Linked DNA regions of Homo sapiens: all the other regions are linked to region 1. Evidence: read pairs that join two places in POLR2A ChIA-PET (ENCODE). Cell type or tissue: GM12878. All regions are shown on one strand. Links, peaks and the distances in the headings refer to the core of each region. The heading gives the core; the rest is flanking DNA.

Region 1 (5,357 bases), core at 699-4,698:
TCCGGCTAATTTTTAAAATTTTTTGTAGAGACAGGGTCTCACTACGTTGTTCAGACTGGTCTTGAATTCCTGGGCTCAAGCAATTCTCCCACCTCGGCATCTCAAAGTGTTGGGATTACAGGCATGAGCCACCATGCCTGGCCAAGAATAGTGTATTCTTAATTCATGTATTGAAAGTGTATTTTTGGACAGTCTTTAAAATATTCACGATATTTGTCTTTTTTCCCTCTAAAGTGACACATATCACTAAGTGGATTTGAGATATGTAAGAAAAATGTGATTTATAAAGTAAAAAAGGCAAAAAGTAAAAATAAAGTAAAAAAAGCAAAAAAGTTTGATTTTTTTACTAAATGTATATATTTTATAATGTTATAGCATATAAAAACATGTAACATATATATGTTATAACACATGAAAATCCGCAACTGTTTTAATTTTCCTGACATTTGGAATGCTTATATTTGAGACTTAAATATGTCTATTTTTATAATTTCTGACATTTTATTTTTCTTGAGACCAAGTCTCACTCTGTCACCCAGGCTGGAGTGCAGTGGTGCGAGCTTGGCTCACTGTAAGAAATCACTTGAACTCCCCCTCCTGGGTTCAAGCGATTCTCCTGCCTCAGCCTCCCGAGTAGCTGGGATTACAGGCATGATCCACCACGCCAGGCTAATTTTTGTAATTTTGGTTGAGATGGGGTTTCAACCAACTCCTGACCTCGTGATCCGCCCACCTTGGCCTCCCAAAGTGTTGGGATTACAGGCGTGAACCACCTGACATTTTATTTCTAACGGACATAATCAGACAGGAGATTTCAGCTGTTCTTTTCAAATAATACATTATAGTATATGGATTTTTTTTGTCACCAATAAATAAAAAGCCAAATTAGATAGAATCACCAATATATACATTTTTTTCTTTCAACTTACATTTTTGAAGTACAAAAACTCTGGGTCTGGTGAAAATAATCTTCAGATAAATTTGCTGAATTATTACCATTTTATTTATTTATTTATTTTTATTTTTTTAGAAACAGGATCTCACTCTGCTGCCCAGTCTGGCTAGTTTATTTTTAATTTTTTTGTAGAGATGGGGTCTCAGTATGTTGCCCAGGCTGGTCTCAAACTTCTGGCCTCAAGCAATCCCCCAACTTCAGCCTTTCAAAGTGCTGAGATTACAGGCATAAGGCATGGTGCGCGGCTCATTTTATGCTTGTTGTGAAGTTCCTGTATTTCATCATCAGGGTTCTTATGCTTCTTGTCTTCAGCCAGTGCTCCACCGTGGAAGTAAAATAAGCAATATATGACAAAGACTAACTTAATGAAAGACTGTATATGGTCAAATCCACTGACGGTCACAGGGAGTGAGTGGTTGAGTCACAAGTACGCTCACTCGTTTCTGCAAACAGTCACACAACCAGGACATTCTTAAACAGTTCTGTTTCAGAGGCGGATGATTTAAATAATCAATTTATTTGAGTTAAAAAACAGAAATAGGGCTGGGCACGGCGGCTCATGCCTGAGATCCCAGCACTTTGGGAGACTGGGGTAGGAGGATTGCTTGAGCCCAGGAGTTCAAGACCAGCCTGGACAACATAGTGAGAGTCCAGCTTTACAAAAAATAAAAATAAAAAAATTGGCCAGGTGAGGTGGCTCATGCCTGTAATCTCAGCACTTTGGGAGGCCGAGGTGGGTGGATCACGAGGTCAGGAGATCGAGACCATCCTGGCTAACACGGTGAAACCCCATCTCTACTAAAAATACAAAAAATTAGCCAGGCGTGGTGGCAGGCACCTGTAGTCCCAGCTACTCAGGAGGCTGAGGCAGGAGAATCGCTTGAACCCGGGAGGCTGAGGTCGCAGTGAGCCGAGATCATGCCACTGCACTCCAGCCTGGGCAACAGAGAGAGATTCCATCTCAAAAATAAAAATAAAAAAATAAAAAAAATTAACTAGGTGTGCTGGCCCATGCCTGTAGTCCTAGCTACTAAGGAAACTGAGGTAGAAGGATTGCTTGAGAGCCTGGGAGGTTGAGACTGCAGTGAGCTGTGATCACATCACTGCACTCCAGCCTTCTTTAAAAAAAAAAAAGAAAAAAGAAAAGGAAATGGACACAAAATACCCTTAGTTTTTTTTAGTGATTCAAACCCCTGGGTCACTTTGTTGTTGTTGTTGTTGTTAGAGATGGGGTCTCAGTATGTTGCTCAGGCTGGAGTGAAGTGGTCATTCACAGGTGTGATCATGGTACACTGTGGCCTCCAATTCCCATCCCAGCCTCCTGAGTAGCTGAGCCTACAGTGTGTACCACCACACTTGGTTTCTGGATCGCTTTTGAGAGATTTTGGAGTGTCACTGGCTGAAGGACCTTTGTCTGGCTTGGCAGAGCCTGGCCCTTGGGTGCTGGCCATGGTCTCTGGTTATGTGGGGCAAGCCTGACTCATTCTTCCTCTTTGAGGCTCCTTTGCATAGATTCCTTGCACACATCACTTTTTCATTTTCTATAGCTCAAAACAGATTTCAGTTTCCAAGACTGTAACTCAGCGTATGTGCATTTACATTTAGTTTGGGATATGCTAATGTGGTCAGCAGCACATTTCTAGAAAATTGCTCCCAGTGGCTGCTACTGCAAAGTTAAAGTTCTGATTTAATGTTGACCCTCATTGACCGTGGGCGGGGAGGCTGACATTTTCATCCTCATCCCCAGGATCTTGGAGGAGTGTCCCCTGTGGGTATGGTAGCCTCTGGGGCCCTGAGCTGTGGACAGCGGATGAGAGGTGGAGTGAGCCTGAAGGGCAGTTGTTGTCACACAGAGCCTGGAGAAAGCATTTGGGAGGAGCTTCAGCCCTGGCATCTCCTCTTATCAGAGTTCCTCTGGGCCAGTCAGTGCGCATGTCACTTTCTTGCCAGGTCAGTCAGGCCTGTGTAGACACATCCCCGGCCCCTTTCCTTTGGAGCTGTGGTGTAAGCCCAGAATCAGTTCCCATCCATGGCCAACAGGGTCTTCCTCAGGCACTGGCCCCAGCAGAAGGACATCCCTCTGATCCCCTGCTCTTGGAAAACATCGCAGAGGTGGATGTGCTTTGCCGGGTCAGCAGTGCCAATAATAGTGCTGAGCCATGAACCCAAGGGCGAGCAGGAAAGAAAAGAGGATGGAAGAAAGACAAAGAGGAAATAGTATGGAAAGAGAAAAGAAAACTGAGAGAGGGGAAATGTGTAGAAAGACGAAAGGAAAATCAACATGCCTCATGGGGATGAGTCCTGTGCTGGTGGCAGTGCCTCTCCCATTAGGCACTGTCACTCCCAGGCTGGACTCAATCTCTCTCTGTTTTGCACAATGAAGATTAGGCAGAATGTGAATGGCATAGCAAGTGAGAGCCTGCTGACGTGGCGTGCTCTGGGGGATCAATGCCCATGAAAGAGAAATGTGACTACATTAGAAGCTCTGCAGAGGCAGATATTCAGAGCTTGTTCATCCCCGTACCCCAATGCCCAGGAACAGTGCCTGACACGTCCTAAGCACATGATAAATATCTGTTGAATTAAATCGAATGTTAGGTGAATGCTGAAGAACGAAGTTGGATCTGCTATTGTCCTCGCATTCTCATGGATCTAAAGGTGAGTTCCTCTACTCCTCTAGGCTCCCATATTTAGAGACTACAGCTCCATGTCTACCCTTGACTTGGAGCGATTCTCCCCCAACGAGGAGGACACACCTGGGGCAGCACAGGAGGAGGTGGCTGCAGCCAGGTCGGTGGACTGGGCCCGACACAGGACAGACAGTTTCGTTCGTCTATGGTGCCGCTGGGGCTGTACCTTTTGGGTTGCTAGGAGTCAGGAATAGCATGCGAGCCCTGGAGGGAGGGGGATGGAGATCTAGAATAAAGGCCCTGTGCCTTGGACCCATGCAGCATTTAAATCGTCATTCTGTTGTAAAGTAGGTGGCGTTAATATTTCTCAGGCGAATTGTCTCCCCCATGGGGAAGCAGAGCTTGGGCATCAAGCTGTGCTGAGTTGGGTGCTGGCTCCTACGCTGGGAGCCCCGGTGTAGACTGGGGAGGGGGCGGGGCAGCTGGAGGGCTCCAGCCATGTTTCTGCTATTTTCCACCGTAACGCTGATGGGAGCAGGGCTGTTGTAGGAGTTCCTGGACAAAGCTAGGCAGGAGTCTCAGGATCTCTAGGATGCAGGACAGGTTTCTTCCCCTCGGGTTCTGTCCATGAGCAGACCAAGAACCTTTCAAATGACAGTGGTCACATTATTTAGTCTGAAACTGGGGTTTCCAAAAAGCCTGATTCCTTGTATAAAGTCAAATCAGCAAAAACCCACTTGGACTAGGCTGCATACTTGGCATTTGCAGCCTCTCCCTATTGATGAATTCAACCTAACTACATGTTTTAAACACATTCTACATTCAGGGATGCCATGAACAGATGTGCAGGTTGGGCACTGCACAAAGGTGCTTGGCTTAGCCAGGAGTGTGGAGTGTGTGGGGGGAGTGGAAGGTGCATGGGTGCTGAAATACAGATTGTGCTTCTCTGTTGGATGTGCTCTGAGGGTTGCCTCCACCAGGAAAGAGGTGACTTTTTCTTCACACAAGGGCATAGCTCCACAGAGCTGTCATGCCGGCTGGTAGGCACTATACATGTGAGGGGGCTCCAGCTCTTTTCCCCAGGCTGTGTGCGTGTTGGGGATATGAGAGTGAGGAAAACAGATCTCTTTCCCTCCAATTGCAAACAGACTCCTAGAAAGACAGGCACCTATACCAACAATTGCAATCACACCACTTCTCTTTTCCTTTCCTGTAATATTCCTTTCTGATTTGTTGGAATGGTAGCCAGCTGTTAGCAACCTTGAAAAGGGGGCTGGGCGCGGTGGCTCACACCTGTAATCCCAGCACTTTGGGAGGCTGAAGCGGGTGGATAACAAGGTCAGGAGATCGAGACCATCCAGGCTAACAGGGTGAAACCCCTTCTCTACTAAAAATACAAAAAAATTAGCCGGGCGTGGTGGCGGGCGCCTGCAGTCCCAGCTACTCAGGAGGCTGAGGCAGGAGAATGGCGTGAACCTGGGAGGCGGAGCTTGCAGTGAGCGGAGATCGCGCCACTGCACTCCAGCCTGGGCGACAGAGCGGGACTCCGTCTCAAAAAAAAAAAAGATAAGGCTACAGTGCTCTTAGGGAGGACCCACAATCTCTGCGAAGGAAGTTTCCCCTTGTTCCCCTTTGGCAGGAAGTAGAAGCCCAGCTGAGGGACTCAGCAAGGGGTCCTTTCATCCCATAGGCTTGTCCCCTAAGGATACATCCCATAGGCTTGTTCCCCTTTGGCAGGAAGTAGAAGCCCAGCTGAGGGACTCAGCAAGGGG
Region 2 (5,357 bases), core at 595-4,594, 290 kb after region 1:
ACACATTGTGACCAATGCATAAATATGAAATACAACAGTTGGAAAGTATTGTGAAATCCAGTCTATAAAATCCTTTTAAATTCTAACAATTAAAAAAACATGTAAGTGTATTCTTATTACAGTGAGAAAATATGTCACAGCATTCAGAGTTTCTAGTCTGTTTAGTAGAAGGGTTATTGGGTTGAGTTTGCATTTTGGGGAAGAGGGAATGTGCTCTAACGACGAAGATGGTCATGACCCATGCACCCTGATGTCAGTGATTGTGAACCATTTCCGGAGAGGATTTTAACATTTGCCAAAGCTTTCACGCTTACTGGCTTTCCCCGCAACATTCATTGCCATGAGAACCATGGAGAGGGTACAGAATGTGTGCTGAAAAATGTTCACAGGTGCTATTTGCACATGACTTGCTGTAGGACGGGGGTAAACACAACTTGGTTTCTACTGGTCAAACTTTAACTCAAGATAAACTTGCTGACTGTGAAGTGTACCGCGTGATTGTTCAGTGTGTGACAGCAAACATAAACAGTCGGGGGAGCGGGGGCGTCCCAGGGTCCAGGGACCAGTGTGTGTGTCTTTCAGGAAGGCCAGCCTGGCTGCAATCTGCTCTGGTCGGGCGGCACCCCGCAGCTTGCCTCTGCTTGTGGGTTGTCAATGGGGAACATCACATGGTTGACTGTGAATGTGTTTGGGGACTTAGAGCTCCCAGCCCACTGATTTTTAATACTCATTATGGTTTCTGCTTGGAAATCCTGAAGGACTGGCAACTGCCTAGATAGCAGTTTTGACCAATAGAATCTTAAACAGAAATGACCAGTCATGGAAAATGAGTTTTTTAAAAATTAACTTAAAAAAATTTTAGACTCAGGGTATACTTGTGCAGGTGTGTTAGAAGGGTATATTGCATAATGCTGGGGTTTGGGCTGCTATTGAATCCATCACCCCAATAGTGAACATAGTACCCAATAGGTAGTTTTTCAGCCCTTACCCCACTCCCTTTGTCTCCCCTTCTGGAATCCCCAGTGTCTACTGTTTCTGTCTTTATGTCCACGTATGCCTATTGTCTAGCTCTCATTTATAAGTGAGAACATGACATTTGGTTTTCTGTTTCTATGTTAATTCACTTAGGATAATGGCATCCAGCTGCATCCATATTGTTGCAAAGGACATGATTTTATTCTTTTTTAGGGCTGCATAATATTCCATGGTACCACATTTTCTTTATCCAGCCCACCAGGAATGGGCACTTAGGTTGATTCCATCCTCTTTGCTATTGTGACTAGTGCAACTATAAACATCTGAGTGCAGGTGTCTTTTTGACATAACGATTTCTGTTCCTTTGGGTAGTTACCCAGTAGTGGGGTTGCTGGGTCAAATGGTAGTTCTATTTTTAGTTATTTGAGAAATCTCCATACTGTTTTCCATAGGGGATGAACTAATTTACATTCCCAATAACAGTGTATAAGCATTCCTTTTTCTCCACATCCTTGCCAGCAGCTGTAATTTATTGATTTTTTTTTTTTTTGAGACGTAGTCTTGCTCTGTCTCCCAGGCTGCAGTGCAGTGGTGTGATCTCAGCTCACTGCAACCTCCACCTCCCAGGTTCAAGTGATTCTTCTGCCTCGGCCTCCCGAGTGGTTGGGACTACAGGCACACGCCACCAGGCCTGGCTAATTTTTGTATTTTTAGTAGAGACGGGGTTTCACCATATTGGTCAGGCTGGTCTTGAACTCCTGATCTCGTGATCCGCCCACCTCGGCCTCCCAAAGTGCTGGGATTACAGGCTTGAGGCACCACCCCCAGCCTATTGACTTTTTAATAGCCATTCTCACTGGTGTGAGATGGTATCTCATTGTGGTTTTAATTTGCATTTCTCTGATGATTAGTGATATTGAGTATTTTCTCATATGTTTGTTGGCCACTTGCATGTATTCTTTTGAGATGTGTCTATTCATGTCCTTTGCCCACTTGGAAAATGAGTTTTATAAACCAATTGGGAAAAGAGGAAAGTGTCATCAATAGGGAGATAGCACCTGAGATAGATTTTGGAGGATATGACTTCTCTGAGATCAAACTTGCCTTTGATACACTGGGAACATTTTTATGAGCATAAAAATTCTAAAAGAGACTTGAAATATTTTTCTCTCATGTCATTTCAATCCATGGAGCTATTAAAATTTTCAAAACTTCAGGGCAAGAAAGATATATATCATCCGAATGTAAGCATTTGAGTAAGCAATCTCTGCCAGGGGTGGGGCGGGTAGGTTGACAATACTTAATATATATTTTTATTTACATAGAACTGAGCCATTGCTAGCCTCACATATCTAGAAAATAGCTTAGAAACAATGAATTTTTTAAAAAATAAAACAACACTTGAGAGACGCTTTTCTTATGCTTTTCTCAGAGAAGAACCAGCCCTCAGTTCCTGACTTGAAAAGCATTTATGTTTATTGCACACATATCCTTAACCAGTGTGAGTTTCTCTATGCCCACAGCAATTTAGAAATAGAAAATCAGCATTAGGGAGAAGGCTTTGCATAGTCTTGCACACTAACAAGAGGTAACTGCTGATGGCCCAAAGAAGAGAGCAACAGAAAAAAAATGTAAAAAACAGACAGGCACAAGAATTCCAAAAGGCACAGTAATTTGGGACCTCTCAGGTGTGCAGGCAAATATTTCTCTCCCTCTCTCTTTCTCTCTCTCTCTCTCTCTCTCTGTGTGTGTGTGTGTGTGTGTGTGTCTTTCTCTCTCACTTCTCTCTCTCTCTCCCCCCAACCATGGCCTAAACCTATTATTTTTTATCCGATAGCAGTGAAATCAGTTCTTTTTGTGATAATGTTACAACCAAGAAAAGAAAAAAATAAGAAGTTAAATAAAGTTCCTCCACTCTTTAAGAAAGCAGGGGCGGTTGAGTTACATTTTAGAAAGTGTTCTGCCAAAATCTTCTCTTTTGTTCCTTCTTTATTCCCTTCCTCCCTCCATTCCTTTTTTCTTTTTCTTTCTTTCTTTCTTTCTTTCTTTCTTTCTTTCTTTCTTTCTTTCTTTCTCTTTTCTTTCTTTCTTTTCCTCCCTCCCTCCCTTCCTTCCTTCCTTCCTCCCTCACTCTCCCTCTCTTTCTTTCTCTTTCTTTCTTTCCTTCCCTTCCTTCCTTCCTTTCTCCCTCCCTCCCTCCTTCTCTCTCCCCCTTTCTTTTTTCTCTTTCTTTCTTTTTCTTTCTTTCTCTCTTTCTTTTTCTTCTTTCTTTCTTTCTTTCTTTCTTTTTTCTTTCTTTCTTTCTTTCTTTCTTTTTCTTTCTCTCTCTCTCCCTCCCTCCCTCTCCTTCCTTCTTCCCTCCCTCTCTGCCCACCTCCCTTCTTTCCTTCCTTCCTTTCTTTCTTTTGGTGCTTTGAAGGACCAGCTCTTACTTGCCTAGAACTCAGCAATCCAGAATGGCTACAAAGCAAGCTGAGATTTTATGGTGTTTGTGCCATCATTTGCCAGTATATAGATGTGGGATTACACACTGTGTGATCAATGTTAGTTCCTATCCTTTAAGAATCGTCTCATGATTTTTAAGTTCCTGAACAGCCGAACGATTGTTGAAGATACTGTTACTTGAAAGGAAAAGAAATAAGGAGAAAAAAAATGAATGGAGGGAATTGTTAGATGATATGTTAGAACAAACATGACATCATCAACATAGTGGGAGGGTAAAAGGGAGTTCCCTTAAGGCACAAACAAAATTTCACCGTCCCATTTATTTTTACTTTTAGTTTAGTTCACAGACTTCAGAACCTGCTCATTATCACCAAATGCTCTTTCAAATGATGAAGTACTGAAAGAAAAACCTAAGTCACCTCCACATATGATATATAAGAAATGTTGGCACATCCAGATCTTCCTAAGGAAAGAGGGTTTGACTACAGCAATGTTGAATGCAAGCCTTATCAATTGCATCCTTCCTTCCTTCTTCCCACTCATAATACACACATATGCCCCTTGTATGTTAGGAACATTGTACTGGAGGGAATGTATAAAAACTCTAAGTTAATTCTTTTCTGAGGGCTTGCTATCAGCCAGGTACAGGGTTAAAGTACAAATACTTGATTATCACTTGACCACACCCTTGTGAGGAAACTGATGCTCAAGAAATTTAAGTAAAGTTTCTGAAAGACACACAGCTTGCAAACAACAGAGATGGGATTTAAAACAAGGTTGTTTATTAACCACTGGGCTCCACTACCTGCCAATGGGGTGTAAATAGTGATCCCTGGAAATAAATGACCCCCATTTTCTTAAAGGGCAGGGATAGGTTGAGAAAAATAGCCACTTTGATGGTATAGACCTGGAATGTGTGGAGGACCTTTGCACTACGCAGAATGGAATTGCTGGGCCCACTGATGTCGCTTAATAATTGACAGATGGCCTGTCTAAGTGACTCACATGCAACTCAGATTTCAGGGCTGGAAAGGCCATGGGCTAATGTGGAAAGGAGGTGCATCCCTGGGCAGGTTCTGTGGCCAACCACCCTGTTTAGACAGCTCTCCGTTCACAGAGAGCTTTCTGCTACAGTGAGCAAAATGTTTACAACCTGATGCCAACTTTTATCATACATCGAGAGGCTGCCTGTAACCAAATCACCCCTGCCCTGGGCAATGTGCTCTGTGTACAGATCTCCATCAGTCACACAACAGGTGCTTAATTCTTGGTGACAAAAGGTGACCTCAATTTCTTTAAAGATATAGCAAGCCCTAAGGATCCAATTATATGGAGATTGGGCCAAGTGATCCTAGAGGCCTTGCCTTCCACTATTTTGAGGTATTTACAAAATGCAGATAAAGGAATTGGAAAATAGAAATATGTAAACTGGGAGAAGAGAGAGAGAGGGAGAAATTGACTTCTGAAATTATTAGCCTGTCAACCTAACATTGGAGAAATATAGCAACCATTGATGAAAATATCAAGTTGTCAGCACTTAAACAGAGTGCTAAGAAAGCACTAAGCTGTACAACCATGTAACACACCAAGCCTCTTGGACTAACACAATTTCCTTATGAGACAAAATGGAATATGATGAAGCTGCAAATGCTTTGCCTCCACACTTCAGTGAGACCAGGCTAAGCAGGTGGGCCTGAGTCCTAGATACTTGGGCAAAGGTTAGACTCCTTAGGAGTAAGCTTGGGCGAGTTTGCCAAATCTTTGGTAATGGTTCATTCTTTAGCATTACAGGACAGTCACAAGTACCTAGAACATGAGCTTCTTGCCTTCACCTTGCAGACCTGACATTGTTGCTTTTTTGTGGTCTCCTGACTCTTAGGCGTAAAGTCAGAGGCCAACACTTATTGAGTAAGTGCTCAATAACACTGGTTGATGGC
Region 3 (5,357 bases), core at 595-4,594, 370 kb after region 1:
CATCTATCCATTTATCTGTCCATTTATCTATTCATTTTTCTATACATTCATTTATCTCTGTATTATCTGACCATCTACTTCCCTATCTGGGTAGATGGAGTTGGTGGTGAAAAAAGCATTGGAAAAGATTTGAGGCTACCTGAATTCAGCTAGATCCCAGGCTTATTCCTAGCTAGTTGCCTAACATCAAGCCAGTTACCCTGTATATTTGCAAATCAATTTTCACATCTATGAAATGAAGATTTTGGACCAATTTTTTTTTTTTTTTTTTTTTGAGATGGAGTTTCACTCTTGTTGCCCAGGCTGGAGTGCAATGGCATGATCTCGGTTCACCGCAACCTCCGCCTCCTGGGTTCAAGCGATTCTCCTGCCTCAGCCTCCCGAGTAGCTGGGATTACAGGCATGTGCCACCATGCCTGGCTAATTTTTTGTATTTTTAGTAGAGACAGGATTTTTCCATGTTGGTCAGCCTGGTCTGGAACTCCTGACCTCAGGTGATCTACCTGCCTCTGCCTCCCAAAGTGCTGGGATTACAGGCATGAGCCAACATGCCCGGCCATACCAAATTTTTTTTAAAGTGTCGTCTGGGTCTAATATGATGTCTAAGTTCATTTTGTGCTGCTATAACAGAATAACTGAGACTAGATGATTTGACTCATGGTTCTGGGGGTTGGGAAGTCCAAGACTGAAGGGCTGCATCTGGTGGGGTCCTTCTTGCTGTGTCATCCCCTGGTTGAAGGCAAAAAGGCAGAGCGTGTGCATGAGAGAGAGAGAAAGAAGGAAAGGAATCTGAACTCATCCTTTTATCAGGAACCCGGTCCCTCCAAAGTGAACCCACTCCAGCAATAACAGCATTAATTCATTCATGAAGGCAAAGCCCTCACAACCTGATCACCTCCTTAAGGTCTAATCTCTCAACACTATTGCTCTGGGGACTCAGTTTCCAACACATAAACTTTGGGGGACATATTCAAACCATGGTACATGATTTCTTATTAACTTGATTTTTCAAAGTATTGTCTCCGTTAATACTCCTTTAATTCACTAATAGGTAACTTCACATTTGTACACCTGTTGTCTATAGCTAACTCCCAGGCCCCTTCTCTGTTCTATTGATTAGGCTTCTTTGATTGCAATTAAGAAAAACACAATTTAGGCTTGGCGTGGTGGCTCACGCCTGTATTCCCAGCACTTTGGGAGGCAGAGGTGGGTAGATCACTTGAGGTCAGGAGTTCGAGACCAGCCTGGCTAACATGGCAAAACCCCATCTCTACTAAAAATACAAAAATTAGCTGGATGTGGTGGTGCACACCTGTAGTCTCAACTATTCAGGGGGCTGAGGGACAAGAATTGCTTGAACCCTGGGGCGGAGTTTGCAGTGAGCCAAGCTCGTACCACTGCACTCCAGCCTGGGCAGCAGAGCGAGACTCCATCAAGATAAATAAAATAAAATAAAATAAAATAAAATAAAATAAAATAAAATAAAATAAAATAAAATAAACTCACTTATGCAAGCACAAGACTCTAATGGCTTATATAGTTGGAAATACTGGGTTGGTCAGAATTGAAGCAGTAACTAATAGAACCAGGGCCTCTGGACTAGAACTAGGAATTCTAAGTGACCATATCTCATCTCTATCTGTATTTTATGATTTTATGTTTCTCTTTATTTATAGAGCTCATTCTCCTCTACTGCAGAAAGGCTTTGCCCACACAACAGAAATATGGCTCCTGGCCTCTCCAGCTAAGCAACTCCAGTAGAAAAATTCCTTCTCGTGTTGTGTGTACATCAGTACAAAGGGAAGGATTCTGGCCATTCTCCACGTATGATTGGGACATCGGATGATTCTGGAGAGGGTTCCTGTAAGCCACAGCCCCAAAACAAACCCATGGAATAGGGGAAGGAAAGTTCTCCCTCAAAAAGGATGCTGAAGAGCAATAGTTTTTAAAAATATTCTTTACTACCATTAATCAAATAATAAGAGGCTTATGGGCAGAAATATCAGCAGGGGAAAATTAAGGCAGAGTAATTGTTAGGACCACAGAACCTGGAAACAGCTTTCCTGGGTGAATTCCAGCCTCACACTTAAGCTGTGGGACCAAATTACAAGATCTCTTTAAGCCTCACTTATTTCACCTATAAAAAGAGAGACCAATGTTCCCTATGTCAGTAAATTACCATGAGGATTAAATTTATATAAAATGCCAAGCACAAAGTAATGATTATAACGGTTGGCTATTAGCTGCTTCTATCACTATATTGCTGTTAGTATTAAGATCATACAACAGGTACATAGTAAATGCTGGAGTCTGAACTAAAGCAATGCCCCCTGATGCCTGACCTAAAGTACTTCCTACTACAGTGTGAATTAGAGCAGGTGAGCATTGGAGAGCAGCAGGTAAAACAGTAGTGGAGGTGAGTTAAGCAGGATTATGCTGCTGACATTTCTAGATCCTTGCCAGAGGCCAAGTGTCCAGTGACCTCTTCTTTATTTCTTACTTTATAGTTACTATTATCACCCATTTTATAGAATAGGAAACTGAGGCCTAGAATGATTAACTTGCCAGCAGGGGCACCCACCTAGGAGGCAGTGGAAGCTCTCCTTTAGGACCTTGCTGAGGCATTCGCAGAATAAGCAGGTTCCTTAGTGCTCTGGCTAGACAGGATTAACGCTTGTTTCTTTTGTCATTGCACTTGCCTAGTGGGCTGTCCAGCTCATGGTTGGCACTCAGTCTTTTCAAAGAACAAATGTCAACCATGACAATTGATGAGGAAGAAAGCAGAAAAATGTAGAACTCAGACTCCACCAAGATGTATGTTAGTTGGAAGTTATAGATAAGTTTCCCTCAAATATATAACTGTCACTATAGCCACTATTTTATGAATTAGATGCCTCACTTCCAGGCAAACTTGGAACTGATTTTTGTTGCAAGAATGAACTTAGATCTACCTAAGACTTCACCATTCTCATTTTTTACAATTCAGAAATTTCAAAATAATAAGCGTATGCTAGGTCATCTGTAGACCTGTTTCTCTTTGTTACTCAATCCCACAGTCTGACAGTCTGCTCTGAATTTCTGTAGGCTGTATCATTCTGTACCTGCAGGAGAGCGGTGACTCAGCCTGTGGAATAACTCCCTTTCCCTCATTATGACATGTCACCTTTATTTCATTGCTGTGGCATGTTTCTTGCCCTGTGGCTGAAAAACAAGGCAACCCAGTCAGGAAACCAAAGCAGATTCTCTACTTCTGAGTCAAAGCGTGAGGTCTGCCAATCTAGACCTGGAAGACATGCTCTTACACCTTGCCTAATCCTCCAAGGAAGTTGTTTTTCTCTTCTTCAACCCCATCCCTTCCCTCCCACCAAGCCCCTAAGAAGGCATAACCATGGAGCTATTTTTACCTGAAAAATAAATCCAGGGGACGAGATCTTTTAGGTTGCATTTATCAAAACAGTGAATGTTCAGATTGTTGGCTTATTTAAAAATTAAATATTTGTTTCTGCAAGGATTGATTTATCTGGTGTTGGTAGTACTGGGTTACACACTAGGATTCTATGAGTTACACACTAGGATTCTATGACTACATTGCAGCTGGATTGTCAGGCTGTCTGTGGTCATAGAGACAGCCTGGATAATGAATGAATAGAAATGTCAGGGCTTCGAGATTTTCGAGCCCCCTTTCCTTATCTGGAAATGGGGATTAAAAAATAACTCCTTTTTAGGTTTGTTGTAAATGAGAATATATGTAAAGTACATGTAAGAAGATATCTCTTATCTCTATCAAAGTAATCTTTCCTATTGACTTGCTGTGTAACCCTCACCACGATACTGGTTTCTGCCTTAATTGTCCCAAATGATAAAACAGAGATAATTGTATTTGCCTCTAAATCATGTTTTCAAAAACTTGAACTAATGAAAGTATAAATTAGTATAAATTTTCTGGAGGCAATTTAGTTTTATCTATCAAAAAATTATATATGCATGTATGTGTATATATCTCCTTTAATACAATTTTACTTTAGAAATTTGTTATAAGAAACTAATCAGGTATTATTCATAAGTATGTTAATCATGACATTGTTTATAATATGAACAATTACAACAACCTACAAATCCTACAATAGAAGATTGGTTAGGTAAATTATTATACATCATTATATAAAGGAATATCATTTATGTAGTCAGTAAAAATCATGTTGTAGAAGAATATTTATTTTTAGGGCAAATGTGTGTTTTGTAAACAGCAAACAGCCAAAAGGATACACTGGTATTTTTAATAAATAAGAAATGTACATACATACATAGAAAAAAAACACTGGAAGGCACACACTGAAACATTCATCATAATGCTCTTTGGTTGAAATCCAAGTGACTTTTGCTGTCTTCTTTTATGCTTTTCTGTGTTTTACAAGTTTTCTTTATTTCTCTAATTAGAAAAAAAGATCTTAAAATATGCTGTTAGGCAAATCTCCTTTTCAAATGAGCATTATAGTTTAATCCATTATCTCTACCTTTAAAATGCTTTGGAACTACTTAGACAAAACTTTGTAGGCTGGGCGTGGTGGCTCATGCCTGTAATCCCAGCACTTTGGGAGGCCGGGGCGGGCAGATCACAAGGTCAGGAGTTCAAGACCAGCCTGGCTAACATGGTGAAACACCGTCTCTACTAAAATCACAAAAATTAGCTGAGTGTGGTGGCGTGCACCTGTAATCCCAGCTGCTTGGGAAGCTGAGGCAGGAGAATTGCTTGAACCCCAGAGGCGGAGGTTGCAGTGAGCCAAGATTGTGTCATTGCACTCCAGCCTGGGCAACAAGAGCGAAACTCCATCTCAAAAAAAAAAAAAACAACTTTGTAAATGTAGGCATTGAAACAAAGCTGAGAGGAAACAGCTCAAAATGTTGACAATGCTACCTGCATGTCATGGTTCATAGGTGATTTCATGTTTGCATCTTATACTTTGTGTTTTCAAAGTGTCTACACTCTGCATGTATAACTTTTATACAACAGAAAAGTGCTAGTAAAATGTCTGTTGAATAATTATTATTTATAAAGAGCAATATTTTCTGAATGTCTTCTGTGAAAGCCACTTTATTCGGGCTTTTATCTTAGCTGAATTTAGTTTATCTTGCACTCAGTTTAACTGGCTCAAAGAAAGCCCCTGTTTCTCAGTTGCACACTGCCTATTTTGAACAAAACCGAATTTCTTTTTAAAATCTTTCATTCCTACTTAGGGTCATTTTAATTTGCAATACCGAGTTGTTCAAAGCTCAAGCCCCAAGATGCCTGAGGGAACACAGCGCTCAAGCACAGCCAGCCGAACCGGAGGAAGGCCTGAAAACCTTCCAGGCCTGTC

Evidence for each region. ChIA-PET counts read pairs that join two places held together with the same protein. Peaks named below come from ENCODE experiments on the same cell type or tissue, not always from the same donor. Only the 100,000 strongest peaks of a DNase experiment are listed, where the experiment ranks them.
Region 2: POLR2A ChIA-PET joins it to region 1 with 5 read pairs; 2 of 35 experiments call an interaction of 5 or more read pairs at or near these places.
Region 3: POLR2A ChIA-PET joins it to region 1 with 5 read pairs; 3 of 35 experiments call an interaction of 5 or more read pairs at or near these places.

Annotation. Positions count from the first base shown.
Region 1 is chr1:234,930,725-234,936,081 of GRCh38, reverse strand. No RefSeq gene overlaps it. Among named protein-coding and RNA genes, the nearest start is that of LINC02971, 24 kb to the left of the region's middle. RefSeq lists an enhancer at 3,382-3,882. In GM12878, for the core only: no CTCF peak of the experiment used is centred there; a DNase peak (open chromatin) is centred at 2,471; H3K4me3 peaks cover 622 bases; H3K27ac peaks cover 2,380 bases.
Region 2 is chr1:234,638,457-234,643,813 of GRCh38, reverse strand. No RefSeq gene overlaps it. Among named protein-coding and RNA genes, the nearest start is that of LINC00184, 12 kb to the right of the region's middle. RefSeq lists an enhancer at 397-691 and a silencer at 397-691. In GM12878, for the core only: no CTCF peak of the experiment used is centred there; no DNase peak of the experiment used is centred there.
Region 3 is chr1:234,562,647-234,568,003 of GRCh38, reverse strand. It overlaps LOC107985465 (a long non-coding RNA gene), which reads left to right. Exons shown (of 3, transcript XR_001737831.2): 3 at 1,677-3,411. Among named protein-coding and RNA genes, the nearest start is that of LINC01354, 34 kb to the right of the region's middle. In GM12878, for the core only: no CTCF peak of the experiment used is centred there; no DNase peak of the experiment used is centred there.